Linked DNA regions of Homo sapiens: region 1 is linked to region 2. Evidence: chromatin loops called from intact Hi-C (ENCODE). Cell type or tissue: MCF 10A. All regions are shown on one strand. Each heading gives the region's core, and the rest is flanking DNA. Links, peaks and the distances in the headings are about the cores only.

Region 1 (16,374 bases), core at 3,361-11,360, 570 kb after region 2:
GTTTTCAAAGCAAAGGCTGAGCATGGGAACCAGATCCCCTGCAGGCCAGTTTCCCATTCAACTCCCACCTCTTATCTTTCGAAGCCAAAAGCAGAATGCAAGAACCTTGAGGTAAAGGAGTGCTAGAAGCTTATTTTCTAGCCTCCTGATAAATATTTCCATCACCTGTACAGTAGTCCTACCACAAGGCTGTCCTGGCTCAACTCAAACATCATCATTTCAGGAGCGATCATTAGCTTCCAGCCTACCGCTCCATAGAAAGATGGCCCTAGCCATTTGAAGACTTCCCTTTCCTTCTTCCACACCTGGGCCACTCTGGATTTGGACTTCAGAGCTGCCCTCAGTTTCAGAGATAATGACCTGGTGAGAAAGTACCCCCTGGTTTCCTTAGTGCTAGGAAGCAATGCCACAGCTGTCCCTTTCCTGTTCCATTCCAAGTCAATGTGCTGGCAATGTAGGGAAGATTCTCCAGGTGTCTGTCTCATTGACGGAGGTTTACTGACTGCAGTTGTTATTACTCCCTCACTTTTGAAAGATATTTTTACTTAATATTGAATTCCAGGCTGATGGTTATTTTCTTTTGGCATTTAAAAATACTATTCCATCTGCTGTTAAGTATTTCCCAATGCCCATGACGTAAGAAGATGAAAAAGATATGTTTGGATTCTCAGCGTATTTCGAAATGCATTTATTTTTAAAGTGAAGATAAGTTAAAGACTTTAATATTTTCCAAAGGAAATGGTTTTCTTGAAGTAATAGGACAACTTTTTTATGCTTTTTTATTTTTGAGATGGAGTCTTGCTCTGTCGCCCAGGCTGGAGTGCAATGGCGCAATCTCGGCTCACTGCAAGCTCCGCCTCCCGGGTTCACGCCATTCTCCTGCCTCAGCCTCCTGAGTAGCTGGGACTACAGGCGCCCGCCACCGCACCCAGCTAATTTTTTGTATTTTTAGTAGAGACGGGGTTTCACCGTGTTAGACAGGATGGTCTCGATCTCCTGACCTCTCGATCTGCCCGCCTCGGCCTCCCAAAGTGCTGGGATTACAGGCTTGAGCCACCGCGCCCGGCCTTTTTTATGCTCTTAATGTTAAAGCAAGAGAAAAAAAATCGGCCGGGCGCGGTGGCTCATGCCTGTGATCCTAGCACTTTGGGAGGCCAAGGCGGGCGGATCATTAGGCTAACAGGGTGTAAACCTCGTCTCTACTAAAAATACAAAAAAATTAGCCGGGCGTGGTGGCGGGCGCCTGTAGTCCCAGCTACTCCGGAGGCTGAGGCAGGAGAATAGTGTGAACCCGGGAGGCGGAGCTTGCAGTGAGCCGAGATCGCGGCACTGCACTCCAGCCTGGGCTACAGACCAAGACTCTGTCTCAAAAAAAAAAAAAAACAAAAACAAAAAACCTTGCAGTCCTATCTCACCTTGGGACCTGAGCTCTCAAAACACTTCCTCCCCTTTAGCTGGGGTTCACACCTTTTTCAAAGGACTGAAATATCTTGTGACCTCACTCCACAGGCAAGCTGATGGGTGTGAGGCTCTCAGCTGCTGCGCGGTTGGTGTGAGGGCTGGACATGCACCCTGGAGCCTCTGTGTGCTCTGGAACAAGGAGGGAAAGTCACTCTAGCCTTGTCTCAGAGTCTAGGAAAGGTCAGAAGCAGTGGCTGGTGAGCAGAACAGCTACTGGAGGTGGAAGCTGCTAGGGATGGTAAAAGGTCATTCTCAGCATACATAATTCAGAAGGTCTGAGCAGAACTTCCCCTTTGTCTAACGACCCCTTGTAGCAAGCTCAACCTAGACAGAGGGCTAGGTCTCTAGATCCTCAAACTATTCAAAAGGAGACCTCCACTATTCTAATATGATACATTTTAGCAGTAAGTGCTGTTTAGTTTTTACTGCAAGATAATTTTTACCATTTAATCTAATTCCTTCTTGTTTTATCCATTCTTGATGACAAGGTTATATCTTTTAGACAGCAATAAGTTGGATAAATGGCTAAGAGGGTGGATTCTAGCCAGTGTCTCACTCTTACACATTTAGCACAGTGTCCTATATTCAAGCTAATGTTCCCCAGTCCTCCCCTGCTACATACACATATACCTCAAGCTCCTAGTGAGAGCTGATTCTTTCTATTATCCACATAAAAAACCTGGAGGCCCAAGAGCGGGAGTCCTAGGCTGCCTGTGAGAGTCTGTGAGTAAGGAGGCCCAGTTCTGCTGCTCAAAAGTGAGAGTCTCTTCAATGAGTAAATCTTCTGAGTTGTATCCTGGCATAAAGTTAAAGGAGAAAAGACATAGGGCTAACCCCAAGCCAGGACGCATATACCCACAAGGGAACACTAAAAACTGGCCACTGCACTATCCCCCTTCCTGGGCCTGCAGACAAATCCAGGCTGACTGGAGTCTCAGGAAGACACGCTGACATAAAGGATTAAAAGAAATTATCGCTAGGAATGAATTACACCATCAAGGGTAAGAATTAGATTGTGGATCATTCAATAATGTGACAAACAACCTAGCTACTGGGGAGGCTGTGGGGGGAGGATCACTTAAGCCTAGGTGTTTGAGGTTACAGTGAGCTGTAACTGTGCCGCTGCACTCCAGCCTGGGAAACTGAGCAAGACCCTGTCTCATAATAATAATAATGTGACAAACAATTACATGAATATTTTTAAAATTTCCGTAATGTTGCACAACTGGAATGGTAAATTAATTGGATTGATTTTCCAGTTTTTACTACGACCATTTTGGGTAAGAGATTCTGACTGGCCCTTTCTCTCTGTGCTCAGCTGTGTGACTTGCTTTGGCCAATGGGGCTTAGCAAACAAGGTGCAAGCAGAATCTTAAGAAACACTTGCACTTGTGAATTGCTGTTTGCTTTCTTGCCATTCTTGTTTGTTTGCCATAAACACGAGATATCCCTGAGCTAACTTGCTGTAGGAATGTGAGAGACACAGAGGAAGGCCAAGTTTCCACAGCTAAGACCATCCTAGACTAGTCAGTCCACTTCTGTTCTGCAGCTGATAGCAAATTCATGAGTAAGCCCAAAGAAGCTTAGCTGAGTCTGGATCAGATAAATAGAACTGCCTATCCAACACGTAGACTCATGATACATAGCAAATGTTTTTTGTTTCAAGTGATTGGTTTTGTGGTGGTTTGTGACATAGCAATAGCTAACTGATACAACTTTTTCTGATGAGATAATATTGAAGAGAAATACTGGGAGAGCAAGCACGTAAGCTAACAAGAGAGCTATCACTGTGTCTCTGTGAGATGCTGGAGTACTAGAGAACATATCTTCTCTCTTTACTTCCCTCCTGCCAGTCCTCCCATCCTATACAGCATGTTTACTGAAGTCAATCTGTGTATATTTTTGTTTATGACTGTTTAAAGGTGATCATGGGCAGAGGTGTGGTGTGTATTCAAGTATGTGCACTTGCATATATGCTGTGAGATCAACTGGGAAGAATCTGAAATTGGATTGTAGAATTTAGCCTGGACTGTCAGCTCTCTTTTATCTTATTTTTGAGTTTATGAGCCTTACGCCCCATTTCAGATAAATCAGCAGGTATTTGGCACATTTCCTCATCATTCACAGGGATGAAAGCTACGAAAGTCAGTGGCAGGCTTTTGTAAAAGACATCAAATGGGTTAGGAAGTAGGATGATTGGGGGAAAGAGGAAGAAGAACAGGGTAAAGATAACAAAGAAAAGTTTATATTTCGGCTATCTGGAGAATCAAATATTTTTCTAGCAATCTCTAAGCAGAATGTATTTGTTGATTTGCCAAGAAAGCTCTTCACAGATTAAAGCACTAGCTGGATGGCGACACAGGAGTTGTCCCAACTGTCCTTCGGATGCAAGGCATGCCTTTGTTAACATCCTGGAGATACTGACGAGAAACACATCCCTCTTGGCCTCATATTTCTCCCACTACATCCAGAGCCCAGAGCCAGTGTGGTAGATGACCAAAATGACCATAATTCTTTGCTGCTGACTCCCATCAAATGGTGGGGCCTATTCTCCACCCCCTTTAAATCAGGATTGTCCCAGTGACTCACTTTCACCAGCGGGACATGAGCAAATGTGACACAAGCAGAGGCTTGGAAAGAACTTCCATATTGGACCTTGCTCTCTTGCTACTCTTGGAACCTGGAGCCACCACATGAACAAGCCTGAGTTACCCTGTTAGAAGGTGAGAGATAAGTAACACAGTTTCCCTCATTTTTCTAATCAATAGCCATCCAAACTCAGAAGCAGATCTACTTAGTTGATCAACTGCTGGTTGAAAACCAAGAGTGAACCAACTTAGATCAACAGAACACCTAACTGAGCTTAACCTAAAGTGCTGAACCACAATTGAGTTAAACTAGTGTTATTGTTTCATGTCATGCAATTTGGGGATGAAATGTTAACTGACTTGGCTTACAGCAGAGTTTTCCTGAGACAATAGATTTTCACAAAAATTAAACTAAAAGACAATTTAATTTTGAACTATAGACTGATATTTATTTGAACTCAATCTGATTTCCTTTAGTGTCCTTCAGATAACATTTAGAAAAGGGTAAGCACTAGAGGCTATTTATAAATACCTTTGGGAAATGTTCCCTCTTTGGAATTATTCCCATCACAGATGATACATACCTGAAATATTTATAATCAGGTTATGTGTTAAATAATAGATACTGGTCAATGAGCTACATAGACAGTGAGGAGCTGCTATGACTCCTGAGGTTAACCATCAGAGAATGATTACTATGTTCCAAACACTTCACACAAGTTATATGCAATTATTATTATCACTATTTTACATACAAGAAAATTGAGGATAAAGAAGTTGAGTGATAGTTTTGAAATGCTGAATCCAAGATCAGAGGACTTTCTGCTATACCACAGCGCTTCCTTATGCCCTAAACCAAAGGAAAAAAAAAAAGGCCAGGCATGGTGGCTCATGCCTGTAATCCCAGCACTTTGGGAGGCCAAGGGAGCGGATCACAAGGCCAAGCAATCAAGAGCATCCTGGCCAACATGGTGAAACCCTGTCTCTACGAAAAATACAAAAATTACCTGGGCGTGGTGATGAGCACCTGTAGTCCCAACTACTTGGGAGGCTGAGGCAGGAGAATCGCTTGAACAGAGAAGGTAGAGGTTGCAGTGAGCCGAGATCATGCCACTGCACTCCAGCCTGGTGACAGAGAGAGACTCCGTTTCAAATTAAAAAAAAAAAAAGAATTTAATATGCCAAACTCAGGTGTGATTTGCACCAGACCGAAAAAACAGTGATTTAGTAAACTCATTCACTGTGGTATGCATAATAAATTAAGACAAAGGAATCCTCCATTCAGTAGGAGAGCAAAAATAAATGAAATAAGTAATGAACAAACAATAGAGAAAGCTAATAAAGCAAAAAGTTTATTCTTTGAAGATATTGATAAAATAATAAATGTCTGGCAAAACAGATGAAGAAAGAAAGAGAAACACAAATTACTCATATCAAGAATGGAAGAAAAGATATCATACAGATGTTTCAGATTTTAAAAGGACAATAAGAATACTATGAAAAAATTTATTCCACTAATTCCCCAATTTAAAACAAATGTACAACTTTCTTTAAAAATACAGCTTGCTAAAATTGACAAAAATTAGAAAATTTTAATAACTCTTTGTCTATTAAAAAATTAAATTCGCAATACAAAATCTTTCCACAAAGAACACCCTAGCCCCAGATGGTTTTACTGGCGAATTCTATCAAACATTTAAATAAGAAACGAAATCAATCACATGGAAACTATTTTAGAAAATAGAAAAGAAGGAAACACTCCTTAATTTATGCTATGAAGGCAGTGTAACTCTAATAACAAGCTATCAAAAGTTCCAAAGACCTTGTAAGAAAAGAAAGTTACTAACCAACATCTCCTCAAACCATAGACAGAAAAATTCTTAAAAATAGATTAATGGCTGGGTGTGGTGGCTCATGCCTGTAATCCCAGCACTTTGGGAAGCCTAGGCAGGTGGATCACAAGGTCAAGAGATCAAGACCACCCTGGCCAACATGGTGAAACCCTGTCTCTATTAAAAATACAAAAATTAGCTAGGCATGGTGGCACGTGCCTGTAGTCTCAGCTACTCAGGAGGCTGAGGCTGGAGAATCGCTTGAACCCGGGAGGCAGAGGTTTCAGTGAGCCGAGATTGCGCCACTGCACTCCAGCCTGGGCAACAGAGTGATACTCCATCTCAAAATAAATAAAAATAAAGAAAGAAAGAAATAATTAGCAAATCAAATTAAGCTGTATATTAAAAGACCAAGTAAGGTTTATCCTAGTAATGCAACCTAGGATATCTAGGAATGCAAGATTGCATTCCTACAATAACTTAACTAATAAAAAAGAACCCAACTATATAATCATCTCAATAGATGGAAAAAAAGACATTTGAAAAAATTATCACTCATTTATGATTATTTTAAAAACTCTGAGAAAACTAACAGAGGGAATTTCCTCAAACTGAAAAAAGCAGCCCTTTCTGCCAAATCCAAAGAAGCAAAACCAAAACTCTACCATTAATACCATATCAATTATTAAATATTATACACCTTCTCCCTAAGATTGAGAACTAATCAAAAATATTTGCTATAGCCATATTTATTCAACATCGTATTAGAGGTCCTAGCCAGTGCGATAAGGCAAGACAAAATGTTAAAAATATACAGATGGAAAAGTAAAAAGTAAAACTGTCTTTATTTGTAGATGACAGAATTGTTTACATAAAAAAACCCTAAGTAATCTATAAAACAACTACTGGAACTAACGAGTAAATTTAGCAAGTTTTCAGGAGGTGTAAACAATACAAAAAAACAATTATGAAAATAAATTTTAAAATGTAATTTTAAAATACTGTTTCGGCAGCATATAAAAGCATAAAGAATTTGGAGATAAGCTTGACAAAAGGCATGTAAGAATACTATATAATACTGTATAATAAGGCTGAGAAAAATTAATGGAGACCTAAATAGAAAGATATGCTGTGTTCACGGATTGAAAGATTTAACATTGTTTGATGTCAATTCTTCCCAAATTGACCTATAGATTAAAAATTCCCTTTGTCCTTTTCAAGAAAGTGATGGTAAATTCTAAAATATATAAACACACAAATAATCTAGACCAAAAATTCTTGAAATAAACAACAAAGTTAGGTAGCTCAGATAACCTTATCCCAAGGTTGACTACATAGCCTTGGTAATTTATCTAATGTAATATTGGTATCGAGGATAGAAAATTAGATTAACAAAACTGATCATTGAGATTCCAGAAATAAAGACCAATAAACATATGTTAATTGATATTAACATAAAACATCAGGAAAATTTAGTGAAGAATGCATAATATTTTTTAGGACAGAGTAATGAAACAAATAAATATATATAATATATATATATAAAATATATATGGGAAACAATAAACCTTTACCCCTACTTCACAACATATATAAAATTATTTGAGCTAGATCATAGACCTAAATGTAAAACCATAAACTATAAAGCTTCTAGCAGGAAAGATAGTAGACTATCTTTGGTATTTTAAGGTAGGAAATTATTTTTTAGATGGAATACAAAAATATCTAAATATAAAACAAATTAATCAATTGGAATTCATAAAAAACCACCAAAAAATGATAAAAAACAAAAAACCTTCACACAAATATCTAACAGACCAAAATAAAACTGATTAACAACACCGAATATTGGTGGAGCAATTGCAACATTCATGCATTGCTTGTGAGAGCGTAAAATAGTACAATCACTTGAAAAAATAGTTGCACATTCCTTTTTAAATAAACTATACAGAGAGTGATGCCAGTGACATGGCAATGTAAGGACCTCTGAAAATTTTCCCTTTCATAAAACAATTTTTAAAACCTACAAAAAAAAGTCAGAATCAACTTTTTTTGAACTCTGGAAATTAACTAAAAGTTTGCATCAATCAGGGAAGATTTAGTCAAGAAAAACAGCTAAATCTTGGTAAGAACAGTGAATTTCTGGTGTTTTAAATTTACCCTATTTTAATTCTTATCTCTCCCACTCCATGAAAGCCTTGAAAATCAATACCTTGCTTTCTGAGTAAAAATCAGCAGGCTGGAGGCCACCAGAGGGCGCAGAAGAGGGTTGGCATTCTTTCAAAACCTAATTCCCAGAGATTATCATAATTTGACCTGTCTGGTGATTCTCTGGAAGATTCCACTTGCAAAGCTGAGAGTATTTGAACTGACTTGGCACTGGCCCAGTATAAAAAGCTTTTTCTTTTAGGGGTGTTTGTTGAAAACAATTATGGACAATTATTTATTTCTGAGGCTGCCTAAGACAGTAGATAACAGTTGGGGCAAACAATGGCTAAGAACAACAACAACAATAAAACTTTAAAATTAAAAGGAAAAGGTGGGAATAAGTTTACATGGGGGCTTTGAAAAGCTCTGACCAATTTTGGGGAACCTAGAAAGTCACATGCATGTATAAAACTATGGATATGCTCAAAGCTGTGTACATGTTCACGAACAACCAAAGAAGACCCTAAACTCTCACCTCCAGCTAGTCTTAAGATTCTGGAAAGCAGGAAATGAAGATAATGCAGAATTTTAAGCTGCCTGGCTGAGTGTCTAAGGGCTATCCAAACATGCACACAGCTGGAAAACACTGAAAGGCTTATTGCTACCCAGCATTTAAAGAAATGTCTGTCAAATCACTAGTTGACCCCTAAGATAACTGAGCAGAGATTTTAGTGGCCACACACAGCAAGAATACGTCTTACAGAGTTAGTTTACAAAAGTCACTGAAGAAACCAAAAACAGTGACATGAGCAAAAATAACAAATCCTGGAGAGAAGTATCTGATTTTCAGAATTTCCAAATTATATTATTTAAAATATTTAATTTTCAACAAAAAATTATGAAGCATGCAAAGAAATGAGAAAGTATTGTTCATACACAGAAAGAAAGTGATTAATAAAATCTGTTCCAAAAGAAACCCAGATATTACTAGAAAGACTTTTATTCAACTATTTGAAATGTGTTTTTTTAAAAAACTAAAAAAAAGTCTAAAAACCCAGAGGATGTCTCACTAAATAGAGAATGTCAATAAAAAGAGAAATATTTAAAAGAACCAAATAAAAATTCGGAGGTTGAAAAATACAATAACTGAAATAAGAATTTCACTATAGGACCTAAACATAACATTTGAGCAGGCAGAGGATGGACTCAGCAAATTTAAAGATAGGTCAACTGAGATTATCCACTCTGTGAAACAGAAACAAAAAAAGAAACAAAAATAAAGAAAACGGAGCAGAACCTTAAAGATCTGTGGGGCACCAATAACAACTATATATAATGGAAACCCCAGGAGGAGAGGAGGAAGAAAAGGGAAAAAAAAATTGAAAAAATAATGGCCAAAATATCTAAATTTAATAAAAACCATTGCTGTAAACATTCAGAAAGCTTAACAAACTCCAAGCTAGATAAAACAAGAAAGATCTATACCTAGACATGTAATTAAATGATTAAAAGCCAAAGTCAATAGAAAGAGAGAAGTGGCTCATCTTGTAAAAGTGACCTTCAATGTAATTATCAACTGGTTTCTCATCAGAAATTATAGAGGCCAGAATACAATAGGATGACATGTTGACACGTTCAAAGCACTAAAAGTTAAAAAAAATGACAACCAAAAATTATATATTCAGCAAAACATTTCTTCAAAAATAAAGGCAAAATTAGGAGACTCAAAATAAACAAAAACTGAGAGAATTTATTGCTAGGAGAACTGACCTACAAGATATATTCAAGTGGGTCCTTCAGGCTAAAATAGAAGAACAGTAGAAAGTAACTTGAATCCACATAAATAAATTAAGAGCACAGAAAAAGACAACTAATAGGTAGATACAAAAGACAGTGTAAATATATTTTTTGTGTATAATGCTTTTGTTTTTCTATCTGATTTAAAAGACAACTGCACAAACCCATAGTTACACACCTGTGTTGATTGGCACACAATGTGTAACATTTAGTTTGTATAAATATAACAGCACAAGGAAAGGTGGGCAGAACAAGGCTATATAGGAACAAAGTTTTTATATACCACTGAAATTAAGATGACATTGATCTGAACTATATTGTTACTAATCAATAACATTAATAAATAATAATTATTATTATTTTTGAGACAGAGTCTCGCTGTGTCACCCAGGCTGGAGTGCAATGGCATGATCTCTGCTCACTGCAACCTCTGCCTCCCAGGTTCAGGCCATTCTCCTGCCTCAGCCTCCTGAGTAACTGGGACTGCAGATGCCTGCCACCATGCCTGCTAATTTCTGTATTTTTAGTAGAGACAGGGTTTCACCATGTTGGCCAGGCTGGTCTCGAACTCCTGACCTCAGTGATCCATCTGCCTCAGCCTCCCAAAGTGCTGGGATTACAGGCGTGAGCTACTGCACCTGGCCATTAATAATAATTATTTATTGTAATCCCCAAAGCAAACACAAAAATATATAATAAAAGGAATGACAAGGAAAAAATTAAATTAGTACACTAGAAAATATATGTATAACACACAGAGACACAAAACAATAATGGAGGAATAGAAGGAGGATAAAGACATAGATATAGAAAATATGTAAAACATGTAGCAAAATGTCAGTCATAAATTCTACCTTATCAGTAATTAAATTAATTGTAAATAGATTAAACACTCCAGAAAAAAGGTAAAGACCAGCAGACAAATTTTTAAAAAATGATTAAACTGTATGCTGTCTTTAAGAGAAGACTTTAGATTCAAATACACAAATTGGTTAATAGTAAGGGAAAGGAAAAAGATATAACATGCAAATAGTGCCTGAAAGAAAACTTAAGTGGTGAGGCTAATATCACACAAAATAGACTTAAAGGTAAAAATTGTTCCTGATGACACAAAGGATATTTTATAGTAAGAAAAGCATCAGAAGTCCTAATCAGAGCAATCAGGCAAGATAAAGAAATAAAAGACATTCCAAATAGGAAAAGAAGAAGTCAAACTATCTGTCTTTGCTGACAGTATAATTCCATACCTAGAAAACCCTAAAGACTCTACCAAAAGGCTCCTGGAATTGATAAACAACTTCAGTAAAGTTTCAGAATACAAAATTAATGTACAAAACTCAGTAATATTTCTATACATGAACGTTCAGGCTGACAGCCAAATCAAGAACTCGATTGCATTTACAATAGCCACAACAAAATGAAATAAAATACCTAGGAATACATATAACCAAGGAGGTAAAAGATCTCTACAAGAAGAACTACAAAACATTGCTGAAAGAAATCACAGACGACACAAACAAATGGAAAAACATTCCATGCTCATGGATCGGAAGAATCAATATTGTTAAAATGGCCACACTGCCCAAAGCAATCTATAGATTCAATGCTATTCTCGTCAAACAGCCAATGTTGTTTTTCACAGAATTAGAACAAACTATTCTAAAATGTATATGGAGCCAAAGAAGAGCCAGAATAGTCAAAGCATTCCTATGCAGAAAGAGCAAAGCTAGAGGCATCATATTGCCTAACTTCAAACTATACTATAACACTACAGTATCCAAAACAGCATGGTATTGGTCCAGAAACAGACACATAGACCAATGGAGCATGATAGAAAACCCAAAAATAAAGCCACACACCTACAACCATCTGATCTTCAACAAAGCTGACAAAAATAAGCAATGAAGAAAAGAGGCCCTATTTAATAAATGGTGCTGGTATAGCTAGCTAGCCATATACAGAAGAATGAAACTGAACTTCTACCTGTCACCATATACAAAAATTAATTTAAGATAGATTAAAGATTTAAATATAAGACCTCAAACAATAAGAATCCTAAAAGAAAACATAAGAAACACCATGCTAGACATCAACCTTGGAAAAGAATTTATGATGAAGTCCTCAGAAGCAATTGCAACAAAAACAAAAATTGGGCCAGGTGCAGTGGCTCATGCCTGTAATGCCAGCATTTTGGGAGGCCGAGGTGGGCAGATCATGAGGTCAAGACTTTTAGAACAGCCTGGCCAATATGGTGAAACCCTGTCTCTACTAAAAATACAAAAATTAACTGGGCATGGTGGCGTGCGCCTGTAGTCCCAGCTACTCAGGGGACTGAGGCAGAAGAATTGCTTGAACCTGGGAGGCAGAGGTTGCAGTGAGCTGAGATTGTGCCGCTGCACTCCAGCCTGGGTGACAGAGTGAGACTCCATCTCAAAAAAAAAAAAAATTGACAAGTAAGACCTAATTACACTAAAGAGCTTGTGCACAGCAAACGAAACTATAAACAAAGTAAGCAGGCAACCTACAGAATCGAGAAAATATTCACAAACTATGCATCTAACAAAGGTCTAATATACAGAATATATAAGGAACTTCAGAATTCCACAAACAAAAAACAGATAACCCTATTTAAAAGTGGGCAAAATACGTGAACAGACGCTTTACAAAAGAAGACATATGAGCAGCCAACAAAAATGTAAAAAATGCTCATCACCAATTATGAGAGAAATAAAAATCAAAACCACAGTGAGATACCATCTCACACCAGTCAGAATGGCAATTACTAAAAAGTCAAACAACAACAACAACAGCAACAGATGCTAGTGAAGCTGCAGAGAAAAGGGGGTGCTTATACACCATTGGTGGGAATGTGAATTAGTTTAGTCACTGTAAAAAGCAGGTTGCAGATTTCTCAAAGAACTTAAAACAACTATCATTCAACCCAGCAATCCGATTACTGGGTATATATCCTAAAGAAAACAAATTGTTCTACCAAAAAGACACATGCAGCCATGTGTTCATTGCAGCACTATTCACAATGGCAAAGACATGGAATCAATCTGGGTGTCTATCAGTGGTGGATTGGATAAAGAAAATGTGGTGCATACACACCATGGAATACTACTATACAGCCATAAAAAAGAACAAAATCATGTCCTTTGCAGCAATATGAATGCAGCTGTAGGCCATTATCCTAAGTAAATTAACACAGGAACAGAAAACCGAATACCACATATTCTCACCTATAAGTGGGAGCAAAACATTAGACAAACATGGACATAAAGATGACAATAATAAACTGGAGACTATGAGAAGTGGGAGGGAGGCAGTGGGGCAAGGTTTGAAAAATTAACTGTTGGGTACTCTGCTCACTACCTGGGTGATGGGATCAATTGTATCCCAAACCTCAGCATCACACAATACATCCAGGTAATGAATCTGCACATGTACCCCCTGAATCTAAAATAAAAGTTGAAATTATAAAAATAAATAAATGAAACAGAAATGGTAAAGAAAAAAGGAAAGGATCAATTCATCAAGAAGATATAACAATTATAACTACGTTTGAACCTAACAACAAAGTCCCAAAATACATAAAAACTTTCAGAATTGAAGGGAGAAATAGACAATTCAACAGTAATAACCGGAGATTTTAATACCTCACTTTCATTAGCAGATAGAAAAATGTATAGATAGGAGATCAAAAGTAAATCAAAAACTTAAACAAAATTATAAACTAATAGGAACTAAAAGATATCTATAAAACACTCCAACCAACAACAGCAGAATGCACATTCTTCTCAAGTACACATGGAATATTCTCTAGATATACCATGTTAGGCCATTTAAAATTTTTTTAAATTTAAGTATTGTTAAGAGGATCAAAATTATTCAAAATATGTTCTTCAACCACAATACAGTGAAATTAGAAATCAATAACAGAAATAAATTTAAAAATTCAAAAATACATAGAAATTAAACAACACAATCTATATAATCAATGGGTAAAGCAATAAAACACAAAAACATTAGATAATAGTTTAAGGTGAATGAGACTGCCACACAATATGCCAAAACTTATGGGATCCAGGAAAAGTGTTCAAAAGGAAATTTATAACTATACATGTCTACATTAAATGGAAGACCTTAAATTTATACATTTAATCTTCCACTTCATAAAACTAACAAAAGAAGTGCAAACTAAACTTAAACAGAAGAAAGGAAATAATGAACATTTGTGTAGAAATAAAATGGAGAATAGAAAATAATGTAGAAAATCAACAAAAGCAAAATTTAGAGTTTTAAAAATGGTCAACAGAATTGATAAAGCCATAGACTGACAAAGGAAAAAAAAAAGAGAGAAGGCTCAAATTACTAAAATCAGGAATGAAAGAAGTTATATTACAGAAATAAAAACAATTATAAGGGAATAATATGAATACTTTTATGCCAACAAGTTAGATAACTTAGATAAAATGAATATACTAAAAGCATTTAAGCTACCAAAACTGACTCAAGAAGAAATATAAAACCCAAATAGACTTACAGCAAGTAAAGATAATGACTAATCAAAAAACTTTCAGCCCAGGACCAGATTGCTTCACTGGTGAATTCTCCCAAATGTGTAAGTATTAACATTAATATTTCCAAATTCATCCAAAAACTAGAAAAGGATAAAATATTTTCCAGCATAGCCTATGAGGTCAGTGTAAACTTGATATTCATCATAAGGAAAGAGACATACACACCACTACTTCTTATGAATACAAAGTACTATAAAACTAAATCTAGAAATATCAAAAAGGATTACACAATATGACCAAATAGGATTTATTGCAAGCATTCAAGCTTGATTTTGAGTCATACAAAATCAATCAATGTAAAACACAATAGTAACAGAAAAAAGGACAAAAACCACATATTAGGTTAGTGCAAAAGTAATTGCAGTTTTGCCATTACGGTAATGGCAAAACCGCAATTACTTTTGCACCAACCTACATTAACAGATGCAGAAAATCATTTAACAAAATCCAACATTTAAACTAATTGACGAAAAGTTACCCTGACCAAGGACATCTATGAGAACTCAGTGCTAACATCATATTTAGTGAAACACTGAAAGCTTCCCTTCTCAGATGAGTAACAAGACAAGGATGTCCCCTTTTGCTGTTTAGCATTGTATTGTAGGTTCCAGATGAAGAAATTAGGCAGAAAAAAGAAGATATCCATATCAGAAAGGAACAAATAAAGCAATGTGTATTTGGAGCTCATATAATCTTGTACCTAGAAACTCCTAAGGAATTCACACATGAATGCACACACATACACACTAAAACAATTAGATATAATTAATGAATTCAAACAGGATATAAGACCAGTATACAAAAATCAATTGCATTCCCATACAGTAACACAAAATAACCTGAAAATTAAATTAAATTAAAAATGCAATTTATGATAGCATCAAAAAAATTCTTAAGAATGGTAAATAATGAAATTAAGGCAGAAATCAAGAAGTTCTTTGAAACCGATGAGAATAAAGAGACAACATGCCAGAATCTCTGGGACACAGCTAAAGCCGCGTTAAGAGGGAAATTTATAGCACTAAATGCCCACATCAGAAAGCTACAAAGATTCCAAATTGACACCCTAACAGCACAATTGAAAGAACTAGATAAGCAAGAGCAAACAAATCCAAAAGCTAGCAGAAGGAAAGAAATAACTAAGATCAGAGCAGAAGTGAAGGAGACAGAGACATGAAAAAGCCTTCAAAAATACCAATGAATCCAGGAGGAGCTTTTTGGAAAAAAATTAACAAAATAGATAGACCACTAGCTAGAATAACAAAGAAGAAAAGAGAGAAGAATCAAATGGACAATAGACACAATAAAAAATGATAAAGGAGATATCACCACGGACCCCATAGAAATACAAACTACCATCAGAGAATACTATAAACACCTCTACACAAATAAGCTAGAAAATCTAGAAGAAATGGATAAATTCCTGGACACATACACCCTCCCAAGACTAAACCAGGAAGAAGTCAAATCCCTGAATAGACCAATGACAAGTTCTGAAATTGCAGCAGCAATTACTAGCCTACCAACCAAAAAAAGCCCAGGACCAGACGGATTCACAGCCAAATTCTACCAGAGGTACAAAGAGGAGTTGGTACCATTCCTTCTGAAACTATTCCAAACAACTGAAAAGAAGGGACTCCACCCTAACTCATTTTATGAGGCCAGCATCATCCTGATACCAAAATCTGGCAGAGACACAAGAAAAAAAAGAAAACTTCGGGCCAATATCCCTGATGAACATTGATGGAAAATTCCTCAATAAAATACTGGCAAACTGAATCCAGCAGCACATCAAAAAGCATATTCACCACAATCAAGCCGGCTTCATCCCTGGGATACAAGGCTGGTTCAACATACACAAACCAATAAACATAATCCATCACATAAACAGAATCAATGACAAAAACCACATGATTATCTCAATAGATGCAGAAAAGACCTTCAATAAAATTCAACACCTCTTCA
Region 2 (16,374 bases), core at 4,240-12,239:
CCATGAACCCATCACTGGAATCAAGATGTTGAGCATATTTATTATCCCAAAAAGTTTCTCTGTGGCACTTTGTAACCTTTCTTTCTTGCTTCTCTCACCCACACAACCATGGATCTGCTTTACCTCTCTATAGGTTAGTTTGAGTTTCCTAGAATTTTATATAAATGGAATAATATACTATGTATGTTCTTTAGTCTGGCTTCTTTCACTCAGCATACTTATTCTGGGATTCATCCAGATTGTAGTATGTATTAGTAGTTCATTCCTTTTGATTGCTGAGTAGTATTCCATCATGTGAGTATATTATAATTTGCTTACCCATTCACCTGTTAAAGGACATCTGGGTTATTTCAAGTGTTTGGCTATTACAGATAAGGCTGCTATAAAAATTCAGTCAAGTCATTGTATGGACATATGCTTTTATTTCTTTTGGGTAAACATCCAGGAATGGAATGGCTGAATCATATGGTAGGTGTATATTTGACTTGTAAAATAACTGCCAAACTGCTTTCCGAAATGCTTGTCCTATTTTACAATCCCACCAACAGTGTTCCAGTTCCTCCACATCCTCACCACCACTTGATGTGGTCAGTCCTTTCCATTTTAGCTATGCTAATAATTATTTAGTGCTATGTCATTGTGGTTTTAATTTGCATTTCCCTAATGACTGATGAGGTTGAATGTCTTTTCATGTGCTTTTTTGCCATCCATGTGTCTTCTTTGGGAAAGTGTCTGTTTAGATATTTTTCCTGTTTTCTTTATTGGGTTGCTTATTTTCTTTATTGAATTTTGAGAGTTCCCTTTATAAATCTGGATACAAATCCATTATCAGATACATGATTTGTAAATATTTTTCTTGTAGTCTGTGCCTTGTCTTTTCATTCTGATTTTGAAGAGTAGATATTTTTACATTTGATGAAGTCCAATTTATCAATTAGTTCTACTATCACTTGTACTTTGGGTATTGTATGTATGAAGTCTTAAGAAACCATAAAGGTTTTTTTCTATATTTTCTATGTATATAGTTTTATATTTTATGTTTACATCTGCGATTCATTTTAGGTAAGTTTTTCATATAATGTAAGTTACTATTTTTGGTGTTCTTAATTCCTGGTGCACATTCATTCATATTTCCATCTGGTTTAATTTTTTTTTCCCAAAGGACTTTAATATTTCTTCTAATGTAGGTCTGCTGGTGTTAGATTCTTACAGTTTTTTATGCCTGAAAATTTCTTTATTTCGCTTTTTTTGGGGAAAGATATTTTCACTAGGTATAGAATTCCAGTTGATATTTTTTCTTTTGACACATTAAAGATATTGCCCTACAGCCTTCCCTCACATACTGTTTTAAGATGAGACATCTGCTGTCTTTACTTTGGCTCTTTTGTTCATAATGTACCTTTCTTTTGCTGTTTTTTAGATTTTCTCTTAATCACTGGTTTTGAGCAATTTGATTATGAGGTGTGATATTCCTCATATTCTTTTGCTTGGCATTCATTGTGTTTTCCGGGTTTGTGGGTATATAGTTTTCATTAAACTTGGAAAAAAATTTAACCAGTATTTCTTCAAATAATTTTTCTGTTCTCCCTTGCATCTCAAATTTGATGACTGCAATTACACATATATTTGGTTGCTTGAAGTTGTCCCATAGCTCAGTGATACTCTGTTAGTTTTTCTATAATGTCTTTTTATCTTTATGTATCCTCATGGCTAGCTCATATTGCTGAGTCTTCAAGTTTCTTCTGTAATGTCTGATCTCCCATTTATTCTAGTCAGTGTATTTTTCATCTCAGACATTTTAGTTTTCATCTGTAGAAGTCTGACTTGGATCTTTTAAAATATCTTCTACTTAACTTTTTGAACATATACAGATATAATTATAATAACTGTTTCTATTTCCTTGTCTGATAATTCTAACATCCGTGTAGGTTTCAAGTTGGTTTTGGTTAATTGATTTGTCATGATACCATGGGTCATGTTTCTGCCCTTTTCAATACTTGGTAGTTTTTGATTGGGTGGTGTTGGAAGTCACCTCCAATCATTTCTTCACTAGAATCTGAACCACCAATGCAGAGATTGAAATCTAGTAGTCGGAATATGAATCCCATCTGTGGATGTGTTCTGCTCAGCTTGAACAGTGTGTTAAAAAAGATCTCAGATGTTTTTCACACTTAAAAATGGAGAGATATGTGAAACCATGGATTCTGTTAAACATTTTTAAAAAGTCAGGCTATCTTGCAGTATGGCTGCCATTCCCACTGGGAGCGGCTGCTGTCTTTGGATGCCACTGTGAGTTGAATGTGTTCCCCAAGGGTTCATGTGCTGGAAACCTAATCCCCAGTGCAGCAGTGTTGAGAGGTGGGACTTTTAAGAGATGATTAGAGGCAGGGCCCTCATCAATTGATTGTTACCTTGGGAATGGGTTTCTTAAAAAAGGATGAATTTAGCTTCCTTCTCTCTGTCTCTCACACACATGTCATGCCTTCCATCATGTTATCATGCAGCAAGAAGGCCCTCATCAGATGTGGCTCCTTGACCTTGGACTTAGCCACAAGCTAAATAAATTTCTGTTCATTATAAATTACCCAGTGTATGGTATTGCTATAGAAGCATGAAACAAACTAAGATGGGTAGAGTGTGAGGTTTCTATACCTCCTCACAACAGACTCTAGTAGGCATTTTAGTTTGAGCACTCTGTTATTTAAGATCAGTTTTCCAGAAGTAGACCTTGAGATGACTATTAGTGCACAAGTGATTTTTTAACAAAATGATCCTAGGAGAAACTTGAAAGAGAGTGGGGCATGCAGGAAAGAAAAGGGGAAGAAGTCAAGCAAGCATGAAATTTCTGTTATAAACTCATGGAGGATAAACTTTACCTTGATCCTGCAGAGGCATGATAGAATGCAAATTATGCTTCAGAGTTTGTCCCAACTAGATGCAAAGGAGCTGAACTTTCATATTTCCTCCCCAGTCAGAAAGTGCCCTTACACCTGGCAAGGTAGACAAAATAAGAAGGACAAAAGCATTAGGCATCTGCATTACTGTTCCATGTGGGGTCACCTGGGAGCCTCTCATGGTCCTGGCTGAGATGAAGGACAAGAGAAGATGTTGTGCTATTGGATGAAAACTGTGAAAGAGTTGGAAATGCCTTCATCCTCATAACGTCACAGCTTCCTCATCTCCAATGCTTTATTGGTGGGAAGGTCAATTGAGATCATTAGTGGAGACTAATACACAAAGGAATTGGGTGCCACCAGGGGAGGGGACCTACTGGAGGATTGCTACTTCCTCCTGTTGGAGAGCCCTGCTGATGTCACCTTATGCATTCCCTTACTTTAAGGAGAGATCATCCAGATTTAGTATGATTTTCATTCCTAGGAATCTCTAGGAAAGGGAACGTAATTGCCTTCTAGTCATTCATTTATTCACTTATTTGTTTACTCACTCATTTATTCACCCATAAACATTGAGCCAAGCAACATGTTCTGAAGAACTATTTGAATGAGGATATTTTAAGCCATTTATAAAGCAGTGTCTTACCACTGTTTCCTGGCCCACTTCTCCTCTCAAGAGGAAATCACACAGTCTTCTGTCATTGCTCCAAATTCCTTCAAGTGCCACCCACAACTGGAGGCTTCAAACCCATGTTCTTCCATTCTGGGCCTACGGAGGAGAAGTTTTGTGCCTTAAGCTATGGAGGAGTCCTGCATTTGGGCACCTTTCCTTTGATGTATTGATGTAGAGTACTCCCGCTATCTTTGGATCTTCAGTTTCCCTCATGTGAGCTGAAGCCAGCAACGCAGAAAACAAGAGGCTGAGCGCTGGTTATCATGGGCGTCTATGAGGGGGCAAACAGAGGGGAACAAAAGAAACAAAAAGCTCATTGCTAAACCCCTCCAGCCTCCTCAAAGCCTTAGAGTTACGTATACATAACAAATGTTCCTGTTGGGACCCAGAACTGTGAAGGAATGGGCTGGATGGAGACCAAAGGGAGAGACTGGGCTGGGGTTGGGCTGGAGAAGGAGAAAGGCTACTGCTGGTGGTTGGGCAGGTGAAGGTGATGCTGGTCATTGTCCAGCTTTAGGTCTGCTGCTGTGAGCTTATGAACTAGGAGAGTGGCAGAGAGAGGAGAAGAAGGGAGGAAGAAAGAAGGGAGGAAGCAAGAAACGGATAGAGGGGAAGAGTGAAAGAGAGAGAAAAACCATAGAGTGAGGAGAAAGAGACAGAAAGAAAAATAAATCAGAGACAGACAGAATAGAGAAAGAAGAAGCATGACTCTGTGTGTGTGTGTGTGTGTGTGTGTGTGTGTGTGTGTTTGTGTGTGTGCATGTGTGTGTGTGTGTGGTGGGGGGATTGCTGCCCAGGGTCCCTGGTTTGGAAATTCAAGGGGGTTGCAATTCTGGAGTGTGGTGAAATGGCCTCAGGGTCTCAAGAAGCTAACGGCAGGCTCATGCCAGGCCATAATAACAGCCTCTCGGTGGCTCCAACCCACTCTGGCCTCTCAACTCCCAGGAACACTAAATTCACACAGGCGCAAAATGTAACCCTGCTTCAGGCCTCGCAGCCTAATAGCTACCGTTGTGTTTGCACTGCACCCGCAAGCATCACGGGCAATTAAGAAAGTCGTCCATTGCCATCGTGGGCTGCCATTTACGGGTTGGAGCCTGGAGCCCCTCCAGGCCAGTTAGCCCTCTGATGAGACACAAATGAGCAGGGAGGAGTGTTGTTTCCCTGGGAGAAGAACTCCTGCCATTAGCTGGCAGATCCCAAAGGGAGGCAAACAGAGGCTGCTGTGGGCTGATGGAGGGGGAGGTGGAGATGGAGATGGGGAGAGACCAGGAGCCCTGCTTGCACGGACAGACACGTGCACACACAGACACACCTTCTCACAGGCAGTTGTGTGCTAGCATGCACACTCATGCCACCCCATCTTGAACATAGACTGCAGACATGTTAGTGCATGCAACACATGTGGGGCATTCACACACTCATGTGCATGCACACACAAACACAACTTTATGCACATGCTGGCCAGCAAGTGTGCACATTCATGGGCTCACACAGGCATTCGTACCAAGTGTACATGTTATAGATATATTTATTTATGTAAATCATGCTCGCACACTAGCTGGCACTTTCAGAAACACAAATATGTGTACCCAGGCACATAGATAAAAGCCTGGATAAATCCAGGCTCATATACATAGGCACACACAGACAAACACATCCTAATCTTTTCATCTAAAATCCAAAAGCAAGACAGTTCCAAAGACCTTTAAAACATGCATACTCTAGACTTCCAACTTCTTTCCTGGCCATGAATAAGAATGGATTTGGGCACTGGGGCTGATTAATTTGTCCAGTAGAAGACAAAAAAGAGCTGGAAGAGAGTTGCCCTTTCTTTGTTCTGCTTTGAGCCATGGCCAAGGCCATGTATGTGGTTGAAAAATAATTGGTGGTGGACGGCATCTTTTCAGGACCCTACCACCAGCCATTTGACCTTGTTGCCATCCCAGGCGGATGATTTTTAGGCTCTCAGGAAAGAAAATTTCAAAATATTCTTGATCCCATGAAAGTAGAACTCACACCCCTCACATCCATGAAGTCTCTTCTCTTCGCTAGCCTGCTCAGCCATAAGGGGACTGGATTGAATGAGTAGAGGGCTGTGTATTGCGATTTGGTGATTTTGATTTTCTCATTTTTGAAATTGAGTTTAGAAGTGTTTTCATCCTTTTCTGAGGTTTGGGGTTTTTCCTCTCTCAACTGCCTTCCTCACCCCTATTTCCCGCACTGTTATTAGGGAAAGAAAATTGGAGACCGTGTCCATTTTGAGCACGTCTCCCAGAATAATTGTGCCGTGACACACGGGGAGCGCAAACGGAAAACAGGAAGCCAAGCTGCAAGGGCTCGTTTGAAACTGGCAAACTTTGCAGTCAAGTCTTCAGCCAGAAAATCCACAGATGGCAGCCATTTCCCACACCACTTCCCTCCACATCTGGTTCCAAATGGAGGCTGCCATAGGTCTGATCTGTCTCCTGTGGTGGGGGTGATGACCTTCCCCATCAGCCCCAAGACCAAGTTCAATGCATTTGCTGCTGGCTTCACATGGCCAATGCTGGAAGCAGCAGCCCCTGACCACCCTCAACTGCTGTGACCCATGGAGCTGGGGCTCCATGTGAAGCCTTCCATGGACATTTATTTTGGAGGCTTTTTGGCAGTTTTGGCAGATTTGGGTCAGAAGTGGCTTCAAGAAGCCTAATTTACTTAACTACTTTCATTGTACTTTAGTGTCCTCCTCATCTCAATCTTATAATTTCTCTTAATTTTCAATAAAATGTGCTGGAAAGATCAGATTATTGGGGTATGGGGCTGTCAGAGTGCTCTAATGAGTGAGTAAGATGTTGTAGAAGGATGCTGACAGCAACTGCAAGATGTTTGCAGCTCCTAGGTTGGCAGCTAGTGAAAAAGAAGTGGCAAAGGATGTCTTGGTGGGTGATTTTCCTCTAAAACAGGAGCTAGTAGCATGACCTCCCCAAGAGTCATTCTGTTGCTTAGAGGCAATGATAAGTATTTCACTATTTAAAGGGCTGTCCTCAGGGACAAGGAATCACGAGATTATTCTGTATAGCTGTAGAGGGCTATTATGGGCTGCACTGGTTTAGTTTTTCTGCATAACAAAACTCTACAAAACTTATTGACTTAAAACAACATTTATTTAACTCATAATTCTGAGAGCCAGCAATTTGGGCTGGGCTCAGCTGGGTGGTTCTGCTGACCTGGGCCAGGCTTGGCTGATCTCAGCTGGGGTTCATACATGCATCTGCAGTCAGCTGTCATGCTGGCTGTGGGTTGTCCCCAGGACTTGAGAGAGTAAGAGTCTAAGCTTAGGAAGGCCTAAGCTGGGATGACAGAGTTCTCCTCCATGTGTTAGTTCATCCTGTAGCAGACTATACTGATCTTGTTCTCATGCCAGTGACAGGGTTCAGAGTGAGAGAGCAGAAGTACGTGAGGTCTCTTGAAGTCTAAGTTCAGTAATGGCATGACATTACATTTGATCAAAGCAAGTCATAGATCAGTCCTGCAAAGTCACATGTTAAGGGCATGGATACAAGGAGGAGTGAAAAAGGGTGACCATTTTTACAACCTACCACTTGGGGGACACATTTTGACCTGATATTCAAAGCTCCTTCTAATGAGTTGAGCTGCTCAGCCGTGGGACAGATTGTCCTGCTGGCCATGGGCCTGCTGTAGAGGAAGGACTACCTCTCAGATGATCAGAATGGGACCACTGGGCTGCCAAAAGCCCTTCTGATTCCAAGTGTTTATTTACCAGGAAATTATTTTCACCTACCCAGAGTCGAAGATTTTCATAATTAAAGAATAGGAAAATTGGAATAATTTCCCAAATCCTTGACTGCCCCATTCATGGCCAAATTTCTTCACCCCCCACCCCCTGCCACCATTGCTGACCAGCCTCCTCTCTCTTCCATTCACTCATGTTGCACCCCCAAGTCCTGGCCTTGCCCACGTGTACCTCTGATCACATCCACCAACCTGTCTATGCTTAGTGTCTTGTTGGGGGTAGAGAGCAGAAGACAAAGGAGAAAGCATGCTCTTAAAGACAAAGGCTGCTGGACTCCGAATTTATATTATAGTCTCTAAAGAATGATGTGTGCTGGAGAAGAAAAAAGACACAGCACGTGCATATTTTTCAAAGAAATGCACACGTGCGGAGAGTGGAAAATTAAAGAAGCCAACAACCCAAACCGAAGTTGGTTCTGAAGGAGGGAGATATAAACTTGAGCTCCAGAGCTGGAGCCAAGACAGGAAGTGGGCTTGGCTTGCACGAGGTGCATATGCTGCATGGAAAACCACTCTACGCTGCTCAACTCCCTGTCTTCCTAATTCCCCTCAGCTTCCAGCCTCTGCTGACCCTGGGAACAATGCAGCACTGTGCTGAGACTGTGCCTTTTGTAATGGCCTGGGAGAGGAAGAAAGGAGAAACTGGTCTGGGCGTCTGCGTGTGTGAATCACCCGTGTCACATGGCCAGGCCGGCTGCAGCGTCTCCCCGGGTCTGCACAGGGCACACAGGGAGCATGGCCTGAGCCCATGCCTGGAGGCTGGTCAGCCAGCTGCAGAGTGCCCCACTCTGAACCACACAGCCAGGGAGAGGATGGAGAAGGGGGAAGGTCTGGTGCCATGAGGGCCTTGGAGGACATTCCTTGTTGCCGTGGGGGCAGGCTCTGGGCCCTGGATGTCCCCCGCAATCCCAGATCATTTGTGGAGATTGGGTCTGATGTTCGTGAAAGTCACAGACTTTTTGGTTCATCACTGAGACCTGCAGGACGCTGGCTTGTCTGTTGATTCAGGCAAGACACGTCTCCTTCAGTGTGGGGGCTTTCTCCAAGGACCAAAATATGTCCAGGGTATGGAGAAACCACCTTATTCTGGAGAAAAGAGGGTACAATGAGGTGGGCAGGAGCCAGGGCTGTTCTGTTTTCTAGAACCTTCTAAATCCTGGCTTTAGAGTCACAAGCAAGAGACGCTAAGGCAGGCTCCTCGGAGGGCAGGTTGGAAGATGGTTGGTGTCAGGACAAGAGGAAGATTCGGGCCAGACACCAAGAAAGGCCTGCGCTGTTTGAAGACAGAGCAGATTACTGAGGGTGGTTGCAGCACCCCCCCAATCCCTGTTTCTACTTGGAGAGGGCTTGCACTGCGTGGAGGCACGGGAATGGATCTGTGACCCTGGGCAGTCGGAATTAACCTGACCTGGCCAGCCGAGGTGCCTTCTCACAGACACCCTGCAGAGGGCAGTGTGGTACTGCGGGCAGGACTTTGTTGCCTCATCAACTTTTCTTTCCACCCTGCGGCCCTCCTAATCTTTTAAAATCAAAGCTGCTTAGACACAACCTGAGCGCTGCTTGAATGACATGGATTTAGCCTGGTGCTCTGGGCCCCCTTTGCTGAGGGAAGCCCTCCAGCCTTGGATGTGCTCAGAGAGCTTACCTAACTCTCCCCTCTGCCTGCTTCCAGGCCTTGGGGACAACAGCTAAAAGTGGCTGTGTAGATGGGCAGAATTTGGTTGTACATATGTAGAGCCTCAGGATTTTCAAAACACATTTTCATCTGCTCCTTGAACCCATTCTTAGAGGTGGATGGGATGCTCCGTTTTATAAGAGAGAATTGAGACCCAAAGAGAGGGGAAGTGACAGCTCACGGGGGCCCAGCTGATTCGAGGCAGAGACACGTGGGGGACCCTGGTCTTCTAACCCTCAGTCCAGTGCTCATTCTACCCCTTGCGAAGCCCCTGAAATGCAACCGGTGTCAGTCCCCTCCACCAGCCGACCTCCCCCTCTTTGTGGTTCTGTTTTCTCCCAGGTGAGGGGGGGTGAAGATGCCTCTGCTACTCCTAGATCCTTGAGCCACTCCCTGGCCAACTGTATGATCTCTGGTAAGTCCCCTCGCTGGGATTTGCTTTTCCTACCAGAACAATGAAGTTATTGGATCAGATGATCTCGAAGGTAGCTTGGAACCTTGACCTTTCCTGGTTCCATGTTTGGGCTGTGTCCCCAGTTACAAGTTATTTGGTCGAATTGAAGAATAGAACCTTGCAGGGTGGTGGGTGACAGATGCAAACTCCAGCTGTGAATCTGACCAGACTCTGTGCATTGAGCTGGTTGTTTTCATGTGGAGGGTGCAACCTTGTTCCCCAGGACTTGAGAGAGTCAGGTCAAACCACATGAGGACATTCTGCTTGCTGACAAATGGCATAGACGGTGGTGTCAGTGGATGTGAGTGACAGTCGTCAACTGTGCCCCACAGAGCTCCACACTGAGAGGCCGGTTGTCGGATGCTGGGGGGACAGTGCACTCTTCCAGGGCTGTGCTTCCTGCTCCATCTCCCTAGCAGCCCTTTGTATCCCCGGCAGTTGGGAGTCGGCACGAGCTCTGTTTCTGTGCTGGTTGCCTCAGCAGGTCTGCTGTTTTCCAGGAGGAGTGCATAGGAAAAAGAAAGAGCCAAACCCTTCAAGGCACACCCAGGGTCACAATTACAAGATATACTTTGGATGTGTGGGATGGGGAGGAGTGGAAGGACAGAGCAACATAGACAGAGCCTGAAAGTCAGAATTCCTTTTTGACATCATCAACCACCATTCATTGAGCACTGAGCATGTGCTAGGTACTATGTACCCACAACTGGGTACAACTCTTAATAATCTCATTTTACAGATGATGACATTGAGGCCCAGAGAAACTGTGTAACTAGTCCAAGATGGCACAGCTCAACAGAGGTAGAGTAGTGATGGCTAAGTGCACACCCTTAATTCCTCCTCTAGGCTCTATCCATCTCCCTGACTGAATTATCATCTTTATTATCTCACAAGAAATTAGGCATACCGCCTTAAAAGTAAGACTATGCTCATGAGTAAACTGAGGAAGAACATCTGCCATCTGTACTGTTCCCAGAAATCTGGGAGATGATCTGTTTTTCTTTCTATCTATCTATCTATCTATCTATCTATCTATCTATCTATCTATCTATCTATCTGCCATCTCTGAGTCTTCTCCAGGTATCCCACCAAGTAGGAAGTTGGCTATGATTTCCACATCCATACTCTTACATGTTCTTCTACGAAGTTCTGCAGAGTAGCAAGGGCTGGTGGTGTATTCCTGAGATGAGAAAGTAGAGACCCGGCAAAGGCTAGTGATTTACTCAAGGCCCCAGAGCTGGTTGGTGACTGGCCTAGAACAAGAACCCAGGTTTCCTGACTCCTGGTCATAGTGTCCTATTCACCATGAAAAGACTTCTGGGAAAAGAGATCTGACTTGGCCAGGGAGACCTGGGGATGCTGGCTTCCCAGCCATAGTGATCCTTGCCTGCAGGTGCTTTGAGTTCCTGGGGTTTCTGTGCTAATCTGTGCCCGGAGGCCCAGCCCTGCCAGGATCAGCCGAGGATTTGAGTCCTAATGCAGGTTCGGATGGGAGATTTTGTGGGATTCATCCTACATTTAAGGCCTGGTGTGGGTAGCCAGGGGCTTTCCCATAGAAACCACAGCTATGTACTGTGTCAGGGCTAACAGTCCAGGGGGAGTGCAAAGCTTTGTGCTGCAAACCAGATCTGCTCACCAAGCCATTGCTGCAGCCCTGCTGTCCTGGGGCAGCTGGAGACAGGGAGAGCCCATGGCAGGGAGCCTCTGGTGAAGGCTTAATGGCATTTGCATGGGGTTTCATACCACACAGGCATGGAGTGGCTTAGATTTCTGAGAAACCGTTCCACCCTGTCTGGATGGCTTAAGGGAAGCCTTTGCTGGAGGAAGGGACCTTGACACATGATTTTTAGAGAATTTTTTCTACTTAGGTTATTGCTTCCTCCCCCTAGTTTTGCTTTTCTGCTTAAAAAACTGGCATGGTTAAATGCCTGTAACGTAAAACTTCAACTCTTTACCTTGACAATAAGTTTACCTTCTTAGCTCATCTTTGCTACTCTCTTCCTCTGGCCCTGTCCTTTCTCTTGTTTCTATTTTCCTAACCCTATTGAACAATTGTGTAATCTTGTGTAAATCCCTTGTGTTACAGCCTGTAGTTGTTAGACAGAGCATAGATTTTCAACAGATCTGAGTTTGAATCTCAGCAGGCAGTCTCCAGCCTGATGTGTGAACTTGGCCAAGTCACTCAATCTTTCTGAACCTTGATTTATTGTTCTATAAAATGGGAGTAATGACATCTAACTCTCCTAGGTGTTATGGAGGTCTAAGGGGGACCTGTAAGTTCTTAGAAAAGTAGAGAGTCTCTGAATTTGTTGGAATGAGGAAGTTGAGTGAGGAAGAGTGAATCTATTGAATATGGAGAAGAGATTCTGAGCTTGACTTTAGTCACCAAGTAATTGAGTTCCTGTAATGTGATGTGTGAATCTGTGGATTAGGAGATGTGGCTTTGGGACATCTGTGGTCCATGCCTGTCCTGGAGTGTGAGTTTGAATGCATGGTGATGATGGCAGTTGGTGTAAATGTGTGGGATAAAAGGAGCTATCTGACAAGCTTCCCCAGAAGAAGGGATCTGGTGTGACTCAAGCACCTTAGGCAGCAGGAAGCTGGAGGGTGAGTGTGTGATGTGAGATGGCCTGAGAAAGGCCTGCTAGGCTGGAGAATGGATTGCATGGCATTTATCTTTGTGGGAGTAGAGATGGTGTTTCATGGTCTTTTAAATGAAATTTGAGAAGGTGGGGGATGCCGGGAGATGGAGTGCTTTGAAGCTCCACCAGTAGAAGGTCTCATTTAGGCTGAAAGAGGCTTTGGCTAAAGACAGAAAATTCAACATAGTATGGGGAGAGCAGGTTAGTGGGGAGGTATGTGAGATGACACCACTGTGGCACAGCCAGAACTTGAATCAGTGTCCAAAGGAATTTCCTCTACCAGAGTAGTTCTTCCAGTTTTTGCTTGTAAGAGCTCACCCACCTCGGAGAACATCTCAAATGGCATATTCGTTTAAGTTTTTCATTGCTTTGATGGTTCAGACAGCAGCCCTCAAGCCAACATTCCAGACTCTACTCAGCCTTAACAAACATTTAGTACTAGATGGTCTGTGTCTCCATGTCACACCCCTCTGATTCCTGCTGCCCAGGCAGATGGGCCACTGGAAGCAATGGAGAGGCCACTGTGGATGTGAGCACCACAGGGTTGTCAGAACACCATGGGTACAGCAGGGTGGAGGGAGGCTTCTGGCAAAGCCCAGCCAGGAACAAGTTTTCTTGTCCTCAGCAACATCTGGTGGCCATGACCTTCCCATAGCCTCCTGGTGGAAAGCTGCCATGGAAAGGAGGAGACCAAATGATCGGTGTCTTGCATTTGCATCCTGTGTCTCTACATGATCTTCATGATTTCTAAGCAACTTGCCTGAAGCCATATGGGCCTGGGATGGGTTTTTCCAGGAAGATGCAGAGTGGGTGTTATTTATTTAGATTTAATTTGCCTAATGGGGATTGATTTCTTAACATCTCTCAGAAGTCCTGTAAGCATTGGAGTCTGTTATCCTATGAAGGAAGGCACATGTAACACTTCTCTTATGCCCAGAACCCCAAAGGGAATTTAGGTATTGTCACCCAATTACTGTTTTCTTTCTTATCTGGTAAAGCAGGAAGAAATCTGGCCACCGCTGGGCTCTTGTTGGAGCCTCTGCTCTAACTGCAATAGAAGTGAGTAGTGTTACTGCAAACTCTACCAGGTGGTAATAGTGTAAAGGGCATGAATTAGATGACATGGATTCATGCTGTGGCTTTGCCATAGTGGTCTCAGCTCCAGCTCATCCATCTGTAGAGCGGGAAAAATAATAAAATCTACTTCAAACGTTTGCTGTGATAATTAAAAGAGATTACGCATGTAAATATAAAAGAAAGGAAACCAACAGCATGTGAGGAACACTTCAAAAGAGTCATCAGTTCTTTCACCTGGGCCCTAACAAGTCTCTAGTATTTGGGGCTGGGAGTTCTAGTTATGTTGTTAACAGTTGCTCATCAGTGGAAAGGCTTGAGGTCCTACACCAGGTGAGGGCTAAGCTCAGTTTCATACCTCTGAGAATCTCCAAAATTTTTCTTGGGTGGTCTTCTGCAGACCAAGCAAATCCAATTCTGCTCAAATGTATGCCATCTGTGTGTTATATATACACGTCACCTGACATCACCTGAATTGGAAGCCTCCAACTTAAAAATGGTGTGCAGGTCCTTGCACTATTTGGGATAGCACTGAAAGAGTTCTTGGTCCAACAGCATGGGAAATTGACCCAAAGTCGGTTTCTAATGCCTCCTTTTTCCCTGGGGTGGGGGCATGATGATATTTGTAGACAGTTACTTCTAATTCTTGTTTACTTACCTCAGTGGACTCTACCTTATCTCCTTCCCACTCTTCCTACTTTTTTTCCATTAACTGACAATGATTAAGTTTGACCTTATCTCACACATGCAATCAAAAGAAAAAGAATTCTCGTGATATTTTTATCAAAGCAAATAAAAACAATTATCAAGTAAACTTGGATACAGCTAAGAAATACAGAAAAGAATGACAGCACCCATAATAGTGAGTGCAGCAGAGAAAAGGCATTCATGGTTTGGGGAAGTGCAATTTGATCCGACCCTACTGGAAGGCAGTTTGGTATATATATCAACATTTAATAAATATGATATGGTAATTTCACATTGAGGAATATATCCTAAAGAAATGACCGGGCAATTCATATGCAAGATAGAGTGCCTATTAGAATGTTGTTTATAATACCCAAAATTGGAAACACAGTAAATATTCAGTAATAGAGATTTATTGACTAGATGATGGAATGCCAATATAATGATGCACTATATATCCATTTAGAATAACAATCTAAATTAGATGTTATTGATATAATCGAAAGGAAAAATGATTACAAAATATGTAGAATTCCATTTTTATAAAAACAAAGCATTAATGTATAAAAAAATCTGGAATGTATGCACATCTAATGGGAGGAGAAATTTTTAAAAATATTTTCCATTAATTGAATTTTGATTTTTTCCTACAATAAACAGATATTTCTTCTTTAATAAGGAAATCACACATATTTTAAATAGAACCAAGACCATTAACTTAGACTTTAAAAGTACCCAGAAGACATTTCCATCAGAATCTCAAAGTTTCTAACTTTCTCTCTCTTTAAACTAGATTTTCTTCCCAGGATTCTAGACATGTAAAAACCAAACAAACATTTCTTAAGCAATATTATTGATTAATTCTGTGCTGAATTACAAATATTGCCAATATGTTATTTTCTATCTTTTGACTGCATTTTCTACTTCAATTGGGCTGAAAGAAAGTTGAAGAAAGATTCTTAGTTCTGTTTTCATTTTTGCATGACTGTCCTCTCCAGCTGCAGCTTTGGAGAGGAAACAAACATTGAAACCCCATCAGGGAGGTAGCTGTGTGCATCCCATTCAGCCTGGCTGGAAGGAATCACTCCTGGAAACTAACCGAAGGGCAGAAGCTCATTTCCTGTCCTCTGGCACCCTCCCAGCCCTGCCACCCTGTCTCCACTTTCCCTGGCTCCCTCTGAGCCCTGTTCCTGGAGGGCTTTTGGAATTGGTCTTGGAGTACCTGTAGCTTAGCTCTTTCTCCCAAAGGGAGGTTTAACTTCTCCGTGAGGAATGAGTCACCATGCAGAGCCTGGAGCTGTGAGGCTGTTTTGTTCCAAGATCCGGAATCTTCTAGTCAGCCCTGAAAGACTTGTTTTGGCGGGTGCAGGCACAAGGCTCAGGATGGGGCATTTTGGCATTTGATTTCTGGCTACTAGGTATGTTAGCCAGAGTAGGCAGAGCTATCTAGTTAAAAACAGGAAGATTCATTGGTGTGGCATTTCCATGCTGGAATGAGAGTGGAGCCTGCTCTCCAGCTACCAAGGCCTTCATATTGTGTGACTCCATTATCGGACACTTGTTAAAGTTCTAGACTTCATTTGGATTTTGGCTGTGTGCTGGAGGGGAGAAACAGGATGGGGCAGCAACCTGAGAGACTGGGGTGAGGAACTTGAAGGATTAGGGCAGGTGAGCAGGATAGCATAAGATGAAGCTGGAGGTGGGGTGGGGTGGACCAGACTGAGTCTCTCCAAGCTGCCAAAGATTGAATAGGACCTGGTGAAAGGCTGCTGGTGGTGGGGAGGTTTCTAACCCTCAGTGTCCATCTGCTGAAGAGAACAGAGTAAGATGCCAAGAAGAAGTCTCTCTTTCTCTAAAAGTCATGAGACTATGTAATCAGTGTCCGATGGAATTTTCTCAACCAGATACTTCCCTTCCCCTTCCCCTTCCTCCTCCCCTTCCCCTTCCTCCTCCCCTTCCCCTTCCTCCTCCCCTTCCCCTTCCTCCTCCCCTTTCTCCTCCCCTTCCCCTTCCTCCTCCCCTTCCCCTTCCTCCTCCCCTCCTCTCCCCTCCCCTCCCCTCCAGATACGTTGCAGGGACACTAGTTGCCATGTTGTCTGCCTGTCATCTTAACCTCTTCTATGCTAGGAGAGTTCACCATTGTGTGAGTCCAGGTGGAAAGCAGGTCACCCCACCCTACAGAGTAAGCTCCAAGGGTCAGACTCCTATTCTCTGGTAATCTTGGAGGCAAAGTCATAGTCATGTGACTTAAAACAACTCTACCAGATACCTTCACTACAGGGCTTTGAGTCTCAAGAGGTATGACAAAAAGAATCAGGGATGCTGTAGGACTAGTTCTGCCAGTGGCAACAACCAGAATCCAGGGTCTAATGGTAGTGACACAGTGCTAGAAGAGGCAGTGTCTCAGGTCAAGTGGCAGCGAGAATGGCACCCTAAGTAGGTTTCTAGGGCATGACTGTGGCTGTTCTCCCTGAAGAGTA

What was found. Peaks named below come from ENCODE experiments on the same cell type or tissue, not always from the same donor. Only the 100,000 strongest peaks of a DNase experiment are listed, where the experiment ranks them.
Region 1: it touches region 2 in a loop (8-fold over the local background); 9 of 110 quality-filtered maps call a loop at or near these places.

The regions. Positions count from the first base shown.
Region 1 is chr2:217,134,611-217,150,984 of GRCh38, reverse strand. No RefSeq gene overlaps it. Among named protein-coding and RNA genes, the nearest start is that of DIRC3-AS1, 140 kb to the left of the region's middle. In MCF 10A, for the core only: a CTCF peak has its summit at 8,122 (motif pointing right); a DNase peak (open chromatin) is centred at 8,134.
Region 2 is chr2:217,706,107-217,722,480 of GRCh38, reverse strand. All of the region lies in intron 2 of DIRC3 (disrupted in renal carcinoma 3), which reads left to right. Among named protein-coding and RNA genes, the nearest start is that of DIRC3, 76 kb to the left of the region's middle. RefSeq lists an enhancer at 8,707-8,756. In MCF 10A, for the core only: a CTCF peak has its summit at 8,818 (motif pointing right); a DNase peak (open chromatin) is centred at 8,820.